Linked DNA regions of Mus musculus: region 2 is linked to region 1. The links are chromatin loops, found by intact Hi-C in ENCODE. Cell type or tissue: gastrocnemius. All regions are shown on one strand.

Region 1 (8,000 bases):
AGCCTTTGTTGTATAAACCTTGCTTCCCAATTTAAACTAGCGGTTAAGTAAAATTAGCGACAGCCAATAAGGCGGGAGGTGGGGAGGGGATCGAGTTTGAGTTACCAGATTTGGGGGTCACAGGTAGGGACCACGAGGAGAAGGAGCACGTAGAAGGCAAAGAGGGAGAGGACAGGAGGTCTCTCTGAGTTATGACCAGCCCTGCCTAGGACACCAGACTGCTGGAGCAGAAAAAGCTCAGAGAATCAGCAAACAGCAAGTATTTGGGGAGCATAATTGGGGCAGTAGCCAAACTAGCATGAGAGATTTAGATTGGGGTATCCCCCAGTGATTGTGCAGAACCTGATAAATATCATATTATTTATGTCTCATTTTTTGAAGCCAGATGGACATAAGTTTAATTGTATTATTCTACATTGCTGCAAGGTTTTTTTGTTTCTTTGTTTTGTATGTTTATTTTGTTTTTTTTTGAGATAGGGTTTCTCTGGGTAGTCCTGGCTATCCTGGAACTTCCTCCATAGACCAAGCTGACCTCAAATCAGAGATCCTTTTGCCTCTGCCTACCAAATGCTGGAGTTAAAGGCCTGCCTAGTGGGTTGGTGCAGGTTTGAGGAAGTGTAGGCTACACAGTGAGTTCTAGAGCAGTTCCAGCTCTGTAGGAAACCTCTGTCTCAGGAAAGACTGCCAGGCCGGTGAGATGGGCTTCATCAAGTAAGGATGTTTGCTGCACAAGCCCTGACAGCCTGAAACTTGGTGGCTGGAACCCAGGTAGAAGTACAGTTTGAGAATCAGCTGCACAGGTTTGTCCTCTGGCCTCCTTAAGTGCACCGTGGTGCGCATACATACGCGCGCGCACACACACAAATAATAATTAAAAAATAAACTGAAAAAAAAGTCCTTGCTGCTAAGCCTCAATCTTCAGGCTAGAAGGAGAAAACTGACTGAAGCGGGCAGTGGCACACATGCCTACACTCACACAATAAATACAATCAATTCTCTTTTTTTTTTAGTTATTAAAAAAAAAAGAAAGAAAGAAAAAAAGATTGCTGGGTGGTGGTGGCGCACGCCTTTAATCCCAGCACTCACTCGCAAGGCAGAGGCAGGCAGATTTCTGAGTTCAAGGACATCCTGGTCTACAGAGTGAGTTCCAGGACAGCCAGAGCTACACAGAGAAACCCTGTCTCGAAAAACCAAATAAATACATAAACAAACAAACAAACAAACAAACAAACAAAATACAAAAAAAAAATTGATGGCCATTACAGCTGGGAAATTCCAGCTCCTGATTAATAATATTTTACAAATACTTATTTTAATTCCCCCCACCTTTTCCCCTCCCCCGAAAAAGTGGTGTTTTTTTTTTTTTTTTTTTTTTCTTTTTTTGTGGTAAAGTGAGTGCCTCGGATGTATTAGGCACTGGATTCAATCCCTGGCACCGATAGACAAACCTGGAAAGGTTGTCAGGGTACCTGTATGGGAAAGGGGCAGCCCGGGGCTGTCACTGGTCCGAACCTTCTCAGATGCCCAGGTGACTTTACCCTCTTTCTCTTCCCTCTGTGGGGTAGGAGGAGCTGGAGCGAGACAAGAGGGTCACTTGGATTGTGGAGTTCTTTGCCAACTGGTCTAATGATTGCCAATCCTTTGCTCCCATCTATGCGGACTTGTCCCTCAAGTGAGTATGCACACTGAGGCGTATGAGTAACAGAAACGCAGTAGCTAGCGCCTTTCCTTTGTCCTTAAACTTCACACATCCAAAGTTGTTTTTCCCTTTCTTACCTAGGTAGCTATGCTTTGACTTCCCTCCATCCATCCCTTTATTTTTCCGTATGTTAAATACTATATTTTTTCGCAGGTACAACTGTTCAGGGCTAAATTTTGGGAAGGTAGATGTTGGACGCTACACTGACGTTAGCACACGGTATGTAGATGCTTGGGCTAAAGACCTGAGTGAGGATTCCTGGAGTGATGTAAGTGATGTATACAGGTGCACTACTCAGAGTCCTCGTCTGGCCCTGTAGGTACAAAGTGAGCACATCACCCCTCACCAGACAGCTCCCTACCCTGATTCTGTTCCAAGGCGGCAAGGAGGTCATTCGTCGGCCGCAGATTGACAAGAAAGGACGAGCTGTCTCTTGGACCTTTTCTGAGGTAGGTGAAACACATGGGCAGTGGTTTGGAGAAAGATACACAACAGTGATTGGGCTTTATTCTTAGTCTGGGTTTAATCCCGAATTCTGACACTGGCCCACTGTTTTTTGAGGATGTAGATTAGTTACAGGATGTCACCTATTAAGTCAGCAGGTTTATGTTATATGCTGCTAATGCTGAGGAAAAATGATAAAGACTTGGTCTGTGAAGTGCCTGTATTCATTCTGTAGCCAATTAGGTTCCTCATCGCTAAACTTGAGTAAGTGGGAGGCAGTACCACCTGGCTCATATTGCTTTACAGTTGCAGGTAGATAGAATTCTTGGCACAATAACTGGCCTCTAGTGAACACTTAAGTATCAGAAAAGAGGTAGGTTAGGGCAGGTCGCTGCCCTCTGACTTACAGGTTGTGCTTAGTTAAATACTTCCTGCTCCTGCTCTCTGAACTTTACCTTCTCACCCAGCCGTTGATGTGTTCATCTCTTTTGCATAGGAGAATGTGATTCGAGAATTCAACTTGAATGAGCTATACCAACGAGCCAAGAAGCACTCAAAGGGTGGAGACATGTCAGAAGAGAAGCCTGTGGACCCTGCTCCCACTACTGTGCCAGATGGGGAAAACAAGAAGGACAAATAGGATCCTGCATTGTTTTTGCTTCCTCTCCTGTCAATTTCAGGAACCTTTGAGGCCCAGTTCCAGCTATAACCACAATCCTTGCCTGAGGCCTTTTGATTTCTGTTTGGCTGTGCCTGGGTAGGGGCACTGTGCCTGCTTCTGATTTTGAAAGAAGCATCCTGGAAACCATGAAGTATTCTACTATGAAGGGCGCATCTGCCCTGGTCAGCTGTTTCTCGAAGGGAGTGATCTTATCGATAGAGGTAGAAATGGTTTCCCTCCAAGGTTGGGTCAATGTGTAAATTGCTATTCAACACTTGGATATTACCAGTCTGTGGTTTAATTATTCCTCCTAGTGAGCTTGCAAAGCATAGACTAAATTAAACCCTAATGTTAGATGTCAGTATAAAGCCCTTAGAATTTTTCCTCAAGGACCCCTTCTTCCTTTAGGCCTTTCTGTCTTGATCTGTGCATTAAGAAATTTAAGTTTGGGGCTGGAGAAATGGCCCATCGATTAAGAAAGAGCACTGGTGGCTGCTTTTCCAGAGATCCTGAGTTCAATTCCCAGCAACCACATGATGGTTCATAATGGGATCTGATGCCCTCTTCTGGCATGCAGGCAGAATACTATATATAGTAAGTAAATCGTAAAGAGAAAGGAATTTAAGGGGTTGGAGAGATGACTCAGTGGCTAAGAGAATTGGCTGTTCTTCCAGAGGACCCAGGTTTGATTCCTAGCAGCACATAGAGGCTAAACCACCTGTAACTCTAGTCTCAGGGGCTCCAACATCCGCCCTTGACCTTGGCTGGCACTGTATGCATGTAGTGCACAAACACGTGACGGAGGAACACATAAAAGGCTTGTATGTGTTATCATTTAAGGTCACTGTTCCCAATTAAAAGCCTTCAACCATGATTTTCATCATTGGAAATAGAATTGAATGGCCACCCTGTGTTGTGGGAACTGAGAAGGGCAATATAAACCTGAGAGGTTCCTTTGTGTGGTGGGGCCTGAAGAAGAAAGCCCCACGGCTGGACAGCTGTTCTCTCCTCCTATCCCACCGCTTCCCCTAATAAAGGGACTGTTCTTTTGATTGCCTTGCTGTTTTTCCTTTACTAGTGGGCAGCTGCCGGGGGACTGCTTTTTTTGTTTGTTTGTTTGTTTTTTTAATCCTAAAATTGAATATCAAACCCAGGGACTCTAAAAGCCAAACACCTCTAGACCTCAACTTCCTTTTTAAGGTTGTGGATGAGGGCCTTGATCAGTTGGAGAAATGAACCCTAACTCACCATCCTCTTGATTTCACCTGGGTGTCTGAGAAGATAGGCACCAGCTACAGCGTCTGGATTGTAAATGGCTCGGGTTCAAATACACTTAACCGGTCCGTTTTTGTTTCACCGCATGGAGATGTGGAGTAACAATGTCGGTGCGAATTAGAATTCTGTAGTCTATGTACAAACGCCCTGGAAATGTGGAGTAGACTTCCCTGAGATTGGTCTGGGGATCCTTGGGTAGGAGGTATAGATACCGAAAACCCCCAGCCAAAGGAGGCTTTCAAGACTCCTCCGTCTCCGCCCAAGACAGACCCCCTCAGTGCTGTACAATGTTGGTTTGATCCGGATTTCCGCGCCGACTCCCTTTTGATAGCGTAGTTGGGCTTGAAGGGCCCGCCTTCAGATCACGTGTCCTTCCCCCCACCCCCGCACATTTCCCTTTGCTGCGAGATTTGAACTTTGCATCTGTGATTCCCGGCTGCTGGTTTGTCTCTCCGGAGTTGCATCGCCCCTTATTCCACCAACGCGCCATCCCCGAAATCCGTGCCATGGCCCCCCACGGAAGAAAGCGTAAGGCGGGGGCCGCGCCTATGGAGACGGTGGACAAGCGCGAGAAACTGGCGGAGGGCGCGACCGTGGTCATTGAGCATTGGTGAGGGGTTGGGGAGTCGAGGAGGGCGGGAAAGAGTTGGCTCTGGCGGCTGAGACCAGAGAGACCCCATTTGCAATCGCTTGTGTCTGTAGTACGAGCTGACGCGTGTACGGCCGCCATGCTGCTGCCTTGAGCCAGGCTCTGCAACTGGAGGCCCCAGAGCTACCTGTGCAAGTGAACCCGTCCAAACCGCGGAGGGGCAGCTTCGAGGTGACGCTGCTGCGCTCGGACAACAGCCGTGAGTGGAGGCCGCGATGGGGGGTGGGTGGGGGTGGGGCGAGAAGCGACTCCCGGCCACCTGATAACTGAGGGGAGGGGGTACCAATGAGTACCACCATAATTTGGCTTTATCCCATCCTTTCCCAGGTGTTGAACTCTGGACTGGTATTAAGAAGGGCCCTCCACGAAAGCTCAAATTTCCTGAGCCTCAAGAGGTGGTTGAAGAATTGAAGAAGTACCTTTCATAAAGAGGTTGGGAAAGAGTCCTCATGTTGAGGTTTGCATCGTGACCAGGGCATGCACACTGGGATAGACAGGGAACGTCTCCTTACCATTTCGGTGTATTTTTCATGGGATTTGGGATTTTCGAAGAGGAGCTAAATTGTAGAACTCCTGCTGATAACACTCCCGACCCCCAAACAAATCTAAGAGCCATTTGTACTCTCTTGAGTTAGTTAAGTCTTAGCCTGAGGGCACAGGCAAGTTTTGTTTGCTAATTCAGTTTTCCACCTCTGGTGTTATTTTAATTCTATGAGTCTATTGCAAATCAATAAATTCAATAAAGTGTGGCTTACTTGTAGTTAAGGTTTTTCTCCCTTGTATTGACAGCCTCTTTGCTGTTACTTCACTTTACCTGGCTTTTCTGTGTTTTGTTAGTAATCTGAGATAAGATAGCCTCAACCCATCCCGCTCGTACCCCCACTTCTTGGTTACATGGATTTTATTTTTGTCCCGTGTTTCATGCATGTTGACTGATCACTGATGGAAGGTGAAGTTAATGAGCTCCAGAGTTGTAGGTGGGGATGGGCTTGTCTCCTGGTCCTTGTGATGGAACCCTACTCTGATGTTCCCTTCTCTGTTTGCAGCTTTCAGTCCCTGGAGATGTTGAAGCATTTATGATGGTGCATGGCCAAACTTAAGCTATGCACCTGAAGCCATAGTTTCTTCCTCACCAGAAGTGATGGTTCAGTTGTGAGGCAGCCCTCCAGCAAGACATTGTAAAAGTGTTTCAATTGTTTAATAAAAGGTCAAGTATCTGAGAATAAGGAGCAAGTTTAAATTTTGTCTTAAAGAATGGGTAGAACCAGCTTTGTGGGGCTGTTGGTCTGTATTTTTCAGAGTGCAAAGTAACTCGTGTCTGGAAATTGTAAGGCCTATGGTGAAACACTTATAAAACAAGAATGTTGCTAGGTTTGGTGGTGTATACCTGCAATCTCAGCACTTTGAAGTCTCACAGGGGGACTGGGCCAATCTGGCCTACCAGAGACCCTTGCTTAAAACAGAACCACAGCTGGGCGTGGTGGCGCACGCTTTTAATCTCAGCACTTGGGAGGCAGAGGCAGGCACTCTAGTTCGAGGCCAGCCTGATCTAGAGTGAATTCCAGGACAGCCAGGGCTACACAGAGAAACCCTGTCTCGAAAAGCAAAAAAAACAACAAAAAAACCAGCCAAACAAATGAAAACCAAAACCACAAAGCAAATCTGTTTTTTAAAAGCAACTACTTTTAATCTACTTCTCAGAAGTGGTCGTGGAAGTAACATCTTTCTAGCTTCTGTGGCAGCTTTTCCTTGACTTCCCATACTGGCAGTGAGTAAGCCCCATAGGCTGGGCTTAGAGGCACAAGCCTGTAACACTAGCTACAGGAGGCTGAGGCAGAAGTCAAAGTTCAAAGCCAGCCTGGGCAATTTAGAGATTCCACTCATTTCAGTGTTCTACTTAACATGGCTTCATTCCTTCTCAAACCTTCTTTGAATACAACCACAAACAGTGCTTGAAGTTCCCTGAATTTTCAGTGACTATAAGATATCTCATGAATTGAGAGGCTACTCATAACTATCCTTATGACCTGAGTTGGGTACCACATAGTTTTGTCACTGAAAAATGGATTACAAAGAAATTGCTTTGTTCATAATTTTCTAACCATGGTATTGCTGTTTGACTTCTGCCTGGTGCGGAAACCTGAGGAGGGGAGATCAGTTCTGAGGAGGTGCTTGCTTTTCTGCCAAGAACGCCTTCTGTTGATGAACAGTTATCACCCTCCCAGGAACTCTAACCTGCCCTCCTGCCTCCACTATGTTAGTATATCTACCTCAGTTTCTGACTCTGAGGAAGGGTCAGGCCAAACAGAGGGAACACTAGTGGGCCCCAGCTTCTTTTCCACTGTCCAGTCTACCACATCAATCTCTTCATCTTCAGAACTGCCAGGAAGTGGGTCCAGCTGTTCAGGGTTGGCAGACACTTCTCTGACTGCCTTGGGAACAGGACACAATACGTCATCCATGCCTAGGGACACTTCCAGACCTGTCTCTGCCCAGTCTGAGCATGGAGGAGAGAGATGATTATAAGATCTCTGCGAAGGGTCAGAGGAGTCAAAGTGGAGAAGTTTTTCTCCCTGACCATCCAGTGGCTGGGAGCTGGTAATTTCAAGGTCTGGAGTCCAAGAGCCTCTTAGTGAAAGTTCCTCTCTACTCACCTCAGAGGGCATGACAAGGGGGCTAAGGGGCTCAAATGATTCTGTGTTCTCAGAGCGCATGACAAGGGGACTAAAGGGCTCAACTGGCTCTTTGTTCTCACTAACTGGTTCCTTTTCCAATCCTGTGAGGTCTCTGGGCCAGAGTTCCATGTCTGGCAAACACCATTCTTCCCCTTCAATCCAATTCTTTCCTGTTTCTGACAGGTGATAACTTGGGGTTCTGCAGCCTTCAGCCCCAGGACTCTCCAAAGATCCTACTGGTGGCTCAACATCTGAGCCACATAGCATAAAATCAAAAATCTCTTCCAGTTCACTGGTAGCTGCAGCACTTGTGATTCGATACTGCTCAGCCTCACAAGGTTGGCCAAGCAAGGTTGTGTCGAATGTGTAGGGCTCTCTGCAGTCAATATTCAAGTCAGATTCCTTCCCTGTCAGCATTGGACTAGACCCAAACTCTGACTTCACCATAGGGTGGTCTGGGGAGTGGCTAGCAGAGAGCAGAATGTCTTGAAGCCTAGGGCTCTCTGGGGAGTCCTGACACAGTTGTATTCTAGCAGGTATTTCCTGCTCATTAACTGAGGACAGCAGAGTTCCAGAAGGCTCTTCTACATCTGAGGG
Region 2 (8,000 bases), 53 kb after region 1:
TTTTGGAAATTAAAAAGGTACCATTTCAAATTATAGTTTTGCTGATTTTTTTTTTAATCATTGGCTTTTCTCATGGTATTCCTATCTCATTTGATCCTCCAAAAACTGCAATTGTTTTGAGGGAGAGCATAATTTTACATTGTAGAAAAGCTTACCTAAAATCTAACTGAGGAGATGAACGAATCTGATGAATAACAAAATCTTTGTTGGGCCTGATGGGGCAAATCTAATCTTAGTGTCTTAGGAGGCTGTGGCAGGAGGATCAAAAGTTTCAAGGCCTCCCTGGGAGATTGCTGGAACCTTATCCCAAAGTAAAAGTAGGAGGAGGCTCCAAATGTTTTCAGTGGCAGGTGGGGTGCTTGCCTAGCTACCCAAAACAAAGCAAAAACCTGGTATTTTTATTATTTTTTAAAATCCGTATCTTTACTGAGTAAGCTGTTCTTTTTGAAGTATTGCTCCAGTGTAAATATTACAGTTAACACAGTTAATATCCAAGTCGGGGACCAGAATGGGAGGTAACCTGCTGTCCCAGTCACTGCAATGTCAGCATGATTCTAGTTACCTTTTTAAACTTATATGTGTTAGATAGCTAGTACTAGGAAGTTTTATTTTCTGTCCTTTTACATGTGGTCCTAGTTGACCTGGAATTTGCTGTGTATATTAGGGTAGGCTTGAATTTACAGGTCTGCATGCATTTGCCTCTTGAGTGCTGGGATTAAAGGTGTACACTACCATGCCCTGCCTTTTTGTACAAGTATTAAAGATGACAACCATTTTTTATTAAAAACCCCTGAGGACAATGGGAGATGCATGAAGGCCTCCTGTCTCTAGAGGCACCTGTGTTTCTTACTAGAATAGATTGTTACTACATAGGTTCAGTTGTATTTTCACTCTTTTCTCTCTCATAGGATCACAACCACCTTCTGTACAGCACTATCCCCAGGATGCAGGAGCCAGGACAGATTGTGGAAACCTACACCGAGGAGGACCCTGAAGGAGCCATGTCTGTTGTTTCTGTGGAGACCACAGATGATGGGACCACTAGACGCACGGAGACCACAGTAAGCTGAGATTTTCGTGTCTTAGAATGATAGGTCCTCTGTGGTATTTTAGTAGAGAAGCTAACGAGTTAAGTGAGCCAAAGCCACTGTCTGCCAGAAAGAAAGTGATGCCTGGGCAAAGAGACAAGGTAAAAGAAGTTCAGGAAGTGGGAAGAGAGGAGGAGTATGACAGTTACAGTAGCTTCCGGAGAGGATGTTAGTGATTGGGCAGTTTTTTTCCATTGAGGGCTTCTGTAGGATGGAGAAGAGATATAGATGACACACACTTCTGTATAAAGACCTAGAGGGTAGGGTTTCTATCTTAGAGTACTGTGGAATTTAAACTTAGATTCTTTATTTCCTCAATAGTTGGTTTTCCTTTTCTTATTCCTTAAATGAAGGTCAAAAAAGTTGTGAAGACAATGACAACTCGGACAGTACAGCCTGTCCCCATGGGGCCAGACGGGCTGCCCGTGGACGCCTCAGCAGTCTCCAATAACTATATCCAGACCTTGGGCCGTGATTTTCGCAAGAATGGCAATGGGGGCCCTGGTCCCTATGTGGGGCAAGCGGGCACTGCCACTCTTCCTAGGAACTTCCACTATCCTCCAGATGGGTATGGCCGACACTATGAAGATGGTTATCCAGGTGGCAGTGACAACTACGGCAGTCTGTCCCGGGTGACCCGAATTGAGGAGCGGTATAGGCCCAGCATGGAAGGCTACCGGGCACCCAGTAGACAAGATGTCTATGGGCCCCAGCCCCAGGTTCGAGTAGGTGGAAGCAGTGTGGACCTGCATCGTTTTCATCCTGAGCCTTACGGGCTAGAGGATGACCAGCGCAGCATGGGCTATGATGACCTCGATTACGGCATGATGTCTGATTATGGTACTGCCCGTCGGACAGGAACACCCTCTGACCCTCGACGACGCCTCAGGTGGGCAGGAGTGGGGGAAGAGGTAGCTTTAGGGACTCCTAGAGGTCACTAAGCACCTGTCTGCTCTGAGGGCTCTTCCTCCTAGAGCTGATCTTTGCTGGCTGAAGATGCCATGCTGACTGTTTGGATGCGTAGTTGCCATGGAGGAAGATTTTACAATGGGATTGATTGGTCCTCACTCCCTTTCTTTCTTCCTTCCCTTTCTTTATTCTTGTTATTGTTGAGACAGGGTATCACTATTTAGCTCTGGCTGGTAGACCTTTTTTAAAGGACCCATTTTAGGCTTTGTGTGCTGTTCATTAGTGCCTTTGTCATGTCTCTTGTCGGGATTTCATATTTTTAAAAGGTTATTTTAAAAACTCTTACTTATGGGTGTGCACAAAAAAACATGTTTGGTCTTGGGCTGCAAACATTACTTTAAAATCAGGGTCTATATTTTCCAAGTTAAGAAATAAAGGAAGGCTTATAGTTATCTTGATAGTGAGGGTGCCCTGGCAGCTGTTCTCAGTCTTTGTAAGTAGGTTCATGACCTTCCAAAGCAAAGGTCTTGGCACTTTCCAAATGTATATTAGGTGGTATTGGCTAACCATAAACTGAATTAGTCTGGGACAGGAGTAGAGGCCCTATTATCTAAGCCTGAGTCACTGACACTCTTCAGATGGCGTGGTTAGCAAATTCAACTCCCATGTGACTCACCTTTTATTCCTAAAGGGGCACCAGATCTTAGCTGGTGTAAGCTAGCTAGGGTAGATAGATAGCAGCTATCATTAGAAGAGTCTGCCCAAGGAGTGGGGCTGAAGTCTGCTTGCTCTGACTTCCTCAATAGCCAAGAGAGATTAGACACAGGTGGGTGTGGATGACCAGACTGTTCCCTGCTGTCCTTTGAAGTGCCAGTCACATAGAGCGGGTTTGGGGCTTGGTTCTTGGGTTTATTCCAGGGTGACATTGAGTTTGGAATCCTGCTTGACTAGCAAGATTCTTGACTAGAAGAATTCTGCTTCCTGTTTCGGCCTTCAAGAATAGTGCAAGGTCAAACTTTCATAGCAAGGCAGTGATTAGTGGCAAAAGCACTGAACTTGAAAACCCTGGTTTTAGTTTGCCTCTGCCATTATCTATAGAGCCTTAAGCAAGTTATTGGGTCATTTGTGCAGTTTTGTTATTTGTGAAAGAATCTTGATCTACTGCCTATGAAAGAAGGAAGTATAAAGATAGACTTCCTTGAGTGACTGAAACAAAATCTGGCAGTGGCAATTATTTTTATAGTTGCTTGTCTTAAACAAGAAAAGTAAAATATGCTCAGCATACAGCCTAAAACACCATTCTCTCATGGACAGTTTGGTGTTTCTTGGGGTTTTCTTGAAAACATGTATCCTGTTTTCTCATTAAAAGGAAATATTTTTTCATATAGTGTTTAGCAATCTGCTTTTAAAACAAAACAACTTACTTTATTTTGTTTAAATGACATTTTAAGTTTAAAGGTGCCTTTACTATCAACCCCCTACTTCCCTTGGTTTTTCAAGACCAGGGCTGTCCTGGAGCTTTCTCTGTAGACCAGGCTGGCCTTGAACTCATAGAGATTTGCCCTGCCTTTGTCTCCCAACTACTGAGATTAAAGCCATGTGCCACTACTGCCAAGTCTATTTATTTTTTAATGAAATGATTTGTTCTACTGAGTTTTTTATTGTTTAATGATCAGTGTTGATACCTGTTAGGTAGGCTAATTTTCAATGTTTGGTGACTGTGGGAGTGGTTTTATGGAACAAGCAAGTCTTATTTGGAGAGTCCTACACAATAGAGTCCCCTATCCCAGTGGGAGCCCGGGGGGGGGGGGGGGGGGTTGGGTTGGTGGTGAGTGAGGTGAGCTCATAGATAATAGGGTTCTTCCTTTGTACTTATAAATAACAGTGTGACAGGCTCACCCTCTAGTGGGTATTGATGGTACTGAAACAGGAAGTGTTGCTTCTCATCTGACATCTTTCAGTTTCTTCTTCTGATCCAAGAGCTGGGACATTCCAATATATGTTGGTGTATAGGTGCCATTTGGCAGACATGGAAATGTAGAAGTTGAAGGATGGAACTCTTCTTGGAACATACCTGTCTGACTGAATAGCACGTGAGGCCCTGGGATGAACTGTGACAGCTAGTGTTCAAGTTTATGCCTCAGTAGTACTAAAGCTAACTCCTCAACAATATAGCCAGAAGTCCTCTGTTTTTCTTGATCAGTGCCTCTTCAATTTCCAAAATAGGGCGAGCTTAATAGTTTTGTTCCACTAGCTCTTTCCTGTGTGCGGATTCCTTGTGTGTTCTCTTTGTGATGAACGTTCCACATACTTGTCTTTCTCAATCAGCAAACTTCACAGGTTACTTTTTAAAATTTATTTATTTATTTATTTATTCATTCATTCATTCATTCATTCATTCATTGGTTTTTTGAGACAGGGTTTCTCTGTGTAGCCCTGGCTATCCTGGAACTCACTTTTTAGCCCAGGCTGGCCTCGAACTCAGAAATCCGCCTGCCTCTGCCTCCCAAGTGCTGGGATTAAAGGCGTGCGCCACCACACCCGGCCACAGGTTACTTTTAAGTTATTAAAATTGGACCCAGGGAGAGAGTTCAGTTGGTGAAATGCTTTTTGCACAACATGAGGACCAGGATTTGAGCTCCAGTACCTACATAACAAGCTAAGCTCTGTGGTGGCAGAGATAAGAGGATCCTTGGGTCCTGCAGGACAGTCAGACTAGTTTATCAGCAAGCTTCAGATTTGGGAAGAAACTCTGTCTCAAAAAAAAATAATAATAATAATGTCGAGGGACATTGAGAGTACTTGCACTTGCTCACAAAATTATTAAAAATTGACCATACAGAGGAGACACATGATCTCTGTAGAGCTGTGATCCTACCTTGAAGATGATTGGTAATAGGAATGTCTATGAAGCCAGATTTAACTGCTTGGTTCTTTGTTCTTTCAAAATTGCAGGAGCTATGAAGACATGATTGGTGAAGAGGTGCCGCCTGATCAGTACTATTGGGCTCCTTTAGCTCAGCATGAGCGGGGCAGTTTAGCAAGCTTGGATAGTTTGCGAAAGGGAATGCCCCCACCTTCAAACTGGAGACAGCCTGAGCTGCCAGAGGTGATTGCCATGTTAGGCTTCCGCTTGGATGCTGTTAAGTCCAATGCAGCTGCATACCTGCAGCACTTATGCTACCGCAATGACAAGGTGAAGACTGACGTGCGGAAGCTCAAGGGTATCCCGATATTGGTAGGATTGTTAGACCATCCCAAAAAGGAAGTGCACCTCGGAGCCTGTGGAGCTCTCAAGAATATCTCTTTTGGACGTGACCAAGATAACAAGATCGCCATAAAAAACTGTGATGGTGTTCCTGCTCTGGTCCGATTGCTCCGAAAGGCTCGTGATATGGACCTGACTGAAGTGATTACTGGTGAGTGCCAGGTTAGAGGTCACTGTTAATCTATAGACAGGTATGGATCTAGAACTTTCTAGACTCTTAACTTTTAATTAATTTATTGAATAATTAATTCTTTTTGAGTCAGGGTCTCACTGTGTAGCTCTGGCTGGCCTAGAACTCACTATGTTGAGCAGGTTGGACTTGAACTTGAAGTAATCTACCTGCTTCGGCCTCCCAAATTCTGTGATAAAAAGCATACACTACCATGCCTGGCCAATCCATTATCTTTTGATTATAGGTTCCGAGGTAGTGAGTAGCCTTGGGTCAAATCTGCTTTACAGATTTGATTGGATGACACATGACACACGCAATATTCTCCAACACATTGTGCATACCTGCATGTTTTCTTGTTTTTTTGAGGTAAAGTCTTTCTCTATGTAGGCAAGTTCTAGAACTCACTATGTAGCTTAGGCTGTCTTCTCACAGAGATCCACTTGCCTCTGCCTCCTGAGCTCTAGGATTAACGAGTGGGCCACCATTTCTGGTGCAGTCTGTTATTTTTGACCAACTATAGTAGTAGAGAAACTTGTTTTCCAAAGACACAAGCTGGAGAGCAATTGCCATTTATCCACAACCTTATAATCTGTTTTAAATGTGTACCTTTCTTGACTCAAGCAGCCTGTTCCATTTAGAAATTTGAGTTTATGGCCATTTATTTGGAATAATTTTCCAGATTATACAAGGTGATCCGTTTTGTGGGGGTATAATCACCATTCCAGAAAGAAAAAGAAATATTGGTTCTTAATTGGCAGGATATTTTTGCCCCAAGAGGACATCTCCATTGCTGCAGTTGCTTTTGGTTGTCATAACTTGAGGTTAGGTAGAGCATGTTCTTGGCATCCAATGAGTAAAGGCTAGGGCCTGATTAACGGGCAAGCATCCAACAATAGACAGGACAACTTCCCACAGCAAAGAATTATGTGGTCCAAAGTGACTGTGTTGCTGAGCTAAAGAAACTGGTGTAGATTGTTTTGTAAAGCTATTTGTGCCTATATTAAACTATACTATAAAATACATATTACCATGGGCCAGAAGCCTGACTAATACTACATGGAGTCCTAGACTCTGTAATGGGTAAATCTGTGGTCATTGACGAAGAAGGAATAGAATAGGGCTGCCTCTGATATTCTGCAGACATACTGTCTTGGGTGCTAAAGAGCTCTCTGAATTGTCCCTGTCAGGAACCCTGTGGAATCTCTCATCCCATGATTCAATCAAAATGGAGATTGTGGACCATGCGCTACATGCCTTGACAGATGAAGTTATCATTCCACATTCTGGTTGGGAGAGAGAACCTAATGAAGACTGTAAGCCACGGCATATTGAATGGGAGTCAGTGCTTACCAACACTGCTGGCTGCCTTCGGTAAGTGGAGGTTTTCAAGACTATAAAGATTCAATTTTTGCTGGAGTTGGTAGTGCTGGCCTATAAACCTGTCAGACCCTGTCTCAACAAGGGATGTGGTTTGGCTGCAGATAGAATGGAACTCGTTGCTAAGGTGCTTCCCTGGGTGCAGTCTCCAGTCCCATACATATATGCATGCACCCCAGTTGGACACTTTTTCTTTTTTTTTTTAAATTAGAAGTTGAGTTTCTGTTTGTTTGTTTGCTTGCCTGCTTCTTTTAATTATGATTATTTTGTGGTACTGAGGACCAAATTCAAGACATTGCATGTTCTAGGCAACCTTTACTCTACCTTGTGTGTACTCGACCTCAGCCTACCTGCCTTTGCTTCTTTCTTGTGTGTACCATGTTTATCGGCTTGTGTGTTTATTCCCTCTTCCTGTTCACTTTTTATTCCTCTTTGATTTTGTTCATCTAATTAGGTAAACGCCTTTTTAGAGCCTCCCACATACAAGCTTCTTACCTAGTTGTGGATTTTTGTGTCTTGGTTCCTGTCATGGTCATCTGTATTTCAAATTAAACACCTTTGTCATTGTCTGTATTTATTTGTGCTGCTATATAACAAATGACTTCTGGCTAGATTTACTGATGTTGGTTCTGCCCTCCCCACAAACCCATTTTTTTTTTTTTTTTTTTTTTGTGGTGCTGGGTATTAAACCCATTGCCTTGTATAATCTTGGGTAAACTATCTGCCACTTAGCCTGAAAGAGGGTGTCAGATCCTCTGGAGCTACAACCTTTGTGTGGGTGCTGAGGGTTGAACCCAAGTCCTTAGAAGAGCATCCAGTGCTAGTGCTCTTGACGCTGCCTGCCTGTTCCAGTTCCTGGTATGCATGTTTTTCAACAGGACTTCACAAGCTTGAGAAAGCTCAGCAGACAGACTTTCAGTCAATTTCCAACTGCAGTACCTTGCTTTTAAGTATCAATTGCCTATTGTACTGAATACAAAAGGTTTTAAGGAAGCTTTCGATGGAAATGAAGAACAATATCTGTGGGGGGCACTTTATGGATTTAAGTCCTCTACTTAATTTTGTGTTTCCCTTAGGAACGTAAGCTCAGAGAGGAGTGAAGCCCGGAGGAAACTTCGGGAATGTGACGGCTTAGTTGATGCCCTCATTTTCATCGTTCAGGCAGAAATTGGGCAGAAGGATTCAG

Evidence for each region. Hi-C counts contacts between places; a loop is a spot of excess contacts. Peaks named below come from ENCODE experiments on the same cell type or tissue, not always from the same donor. Only the 100,000 strongest peaks of a DNase experiment are listed, where the experiment ranks them.
Region 2: it touches region 1 in a loop (3-fold over the local background); 28 of 42 quality-filtered maps call a loop at or near these places.

The regions. Positions count from the first base shown.
Region 1 is chr2:84,667,172-84,675,171 of GRCm38, reverse strand. Btbd18 (BTB (POZ) domain containing 18) reads right to left here. Exons shown (of 5, transcript NM_001145100.1): 5 at 6,391-8,000. The coding sequence ends at 6,981. Selenoh (selenoprotein H) reads left to right here and starts at 4,464. Exons shown (of 4, transcript NM_001033166.3): 1 at 4,464-4,689; 2 at 4,782-4,927; 3 at 5,056-5,185; 4 at 5,775-5,957. The coding sequence starts at 4,586. The coding sequence ends at 5,156. It overlaps Tmx2 (thioredoxin-related transmembrane protein 2), which reads left to right. Exons shown (of 9, transcript NM_025868.4): 6 at 1,566-1,672; 7 at 1,853-1,918; 8 at 2,019-2,148; 9 at 2,640-3,861. The coding sequence ends at 2,783. In gastrocnemius, no CTCF peak of the experiment used is centred here; a DNase peak (open chromatin) is centred at 4,430; H3K4me3 peaks cover 1,508 bases; H3K27ac peaks cover 1,260 bases.
Region 2 is chr2:84,613,896-84,621,895 of GRCm38, reverse strand. It overlaps Ctnnd1 (catenin (cadherin associated protein), delta 1), which reads left to right. Exons shown (of 19, transcript NM_001085450.1): 4 at 909-1,061; 5 at 1,442-1,977; 6 at 4,953-5,416; 7 at 6,625-6,808; 8 at 7,891-8,000. Among named protein-coding and RNA genes, the nearest start is that of Ctnnd1, 33 kb to the left of the region's middle. In gastrocnemius, a CTCF peak has its summit at 3,917; a DNase peak (open chromatin) is centred at 3,915; H3K27ac peaks cover 1,417 bases.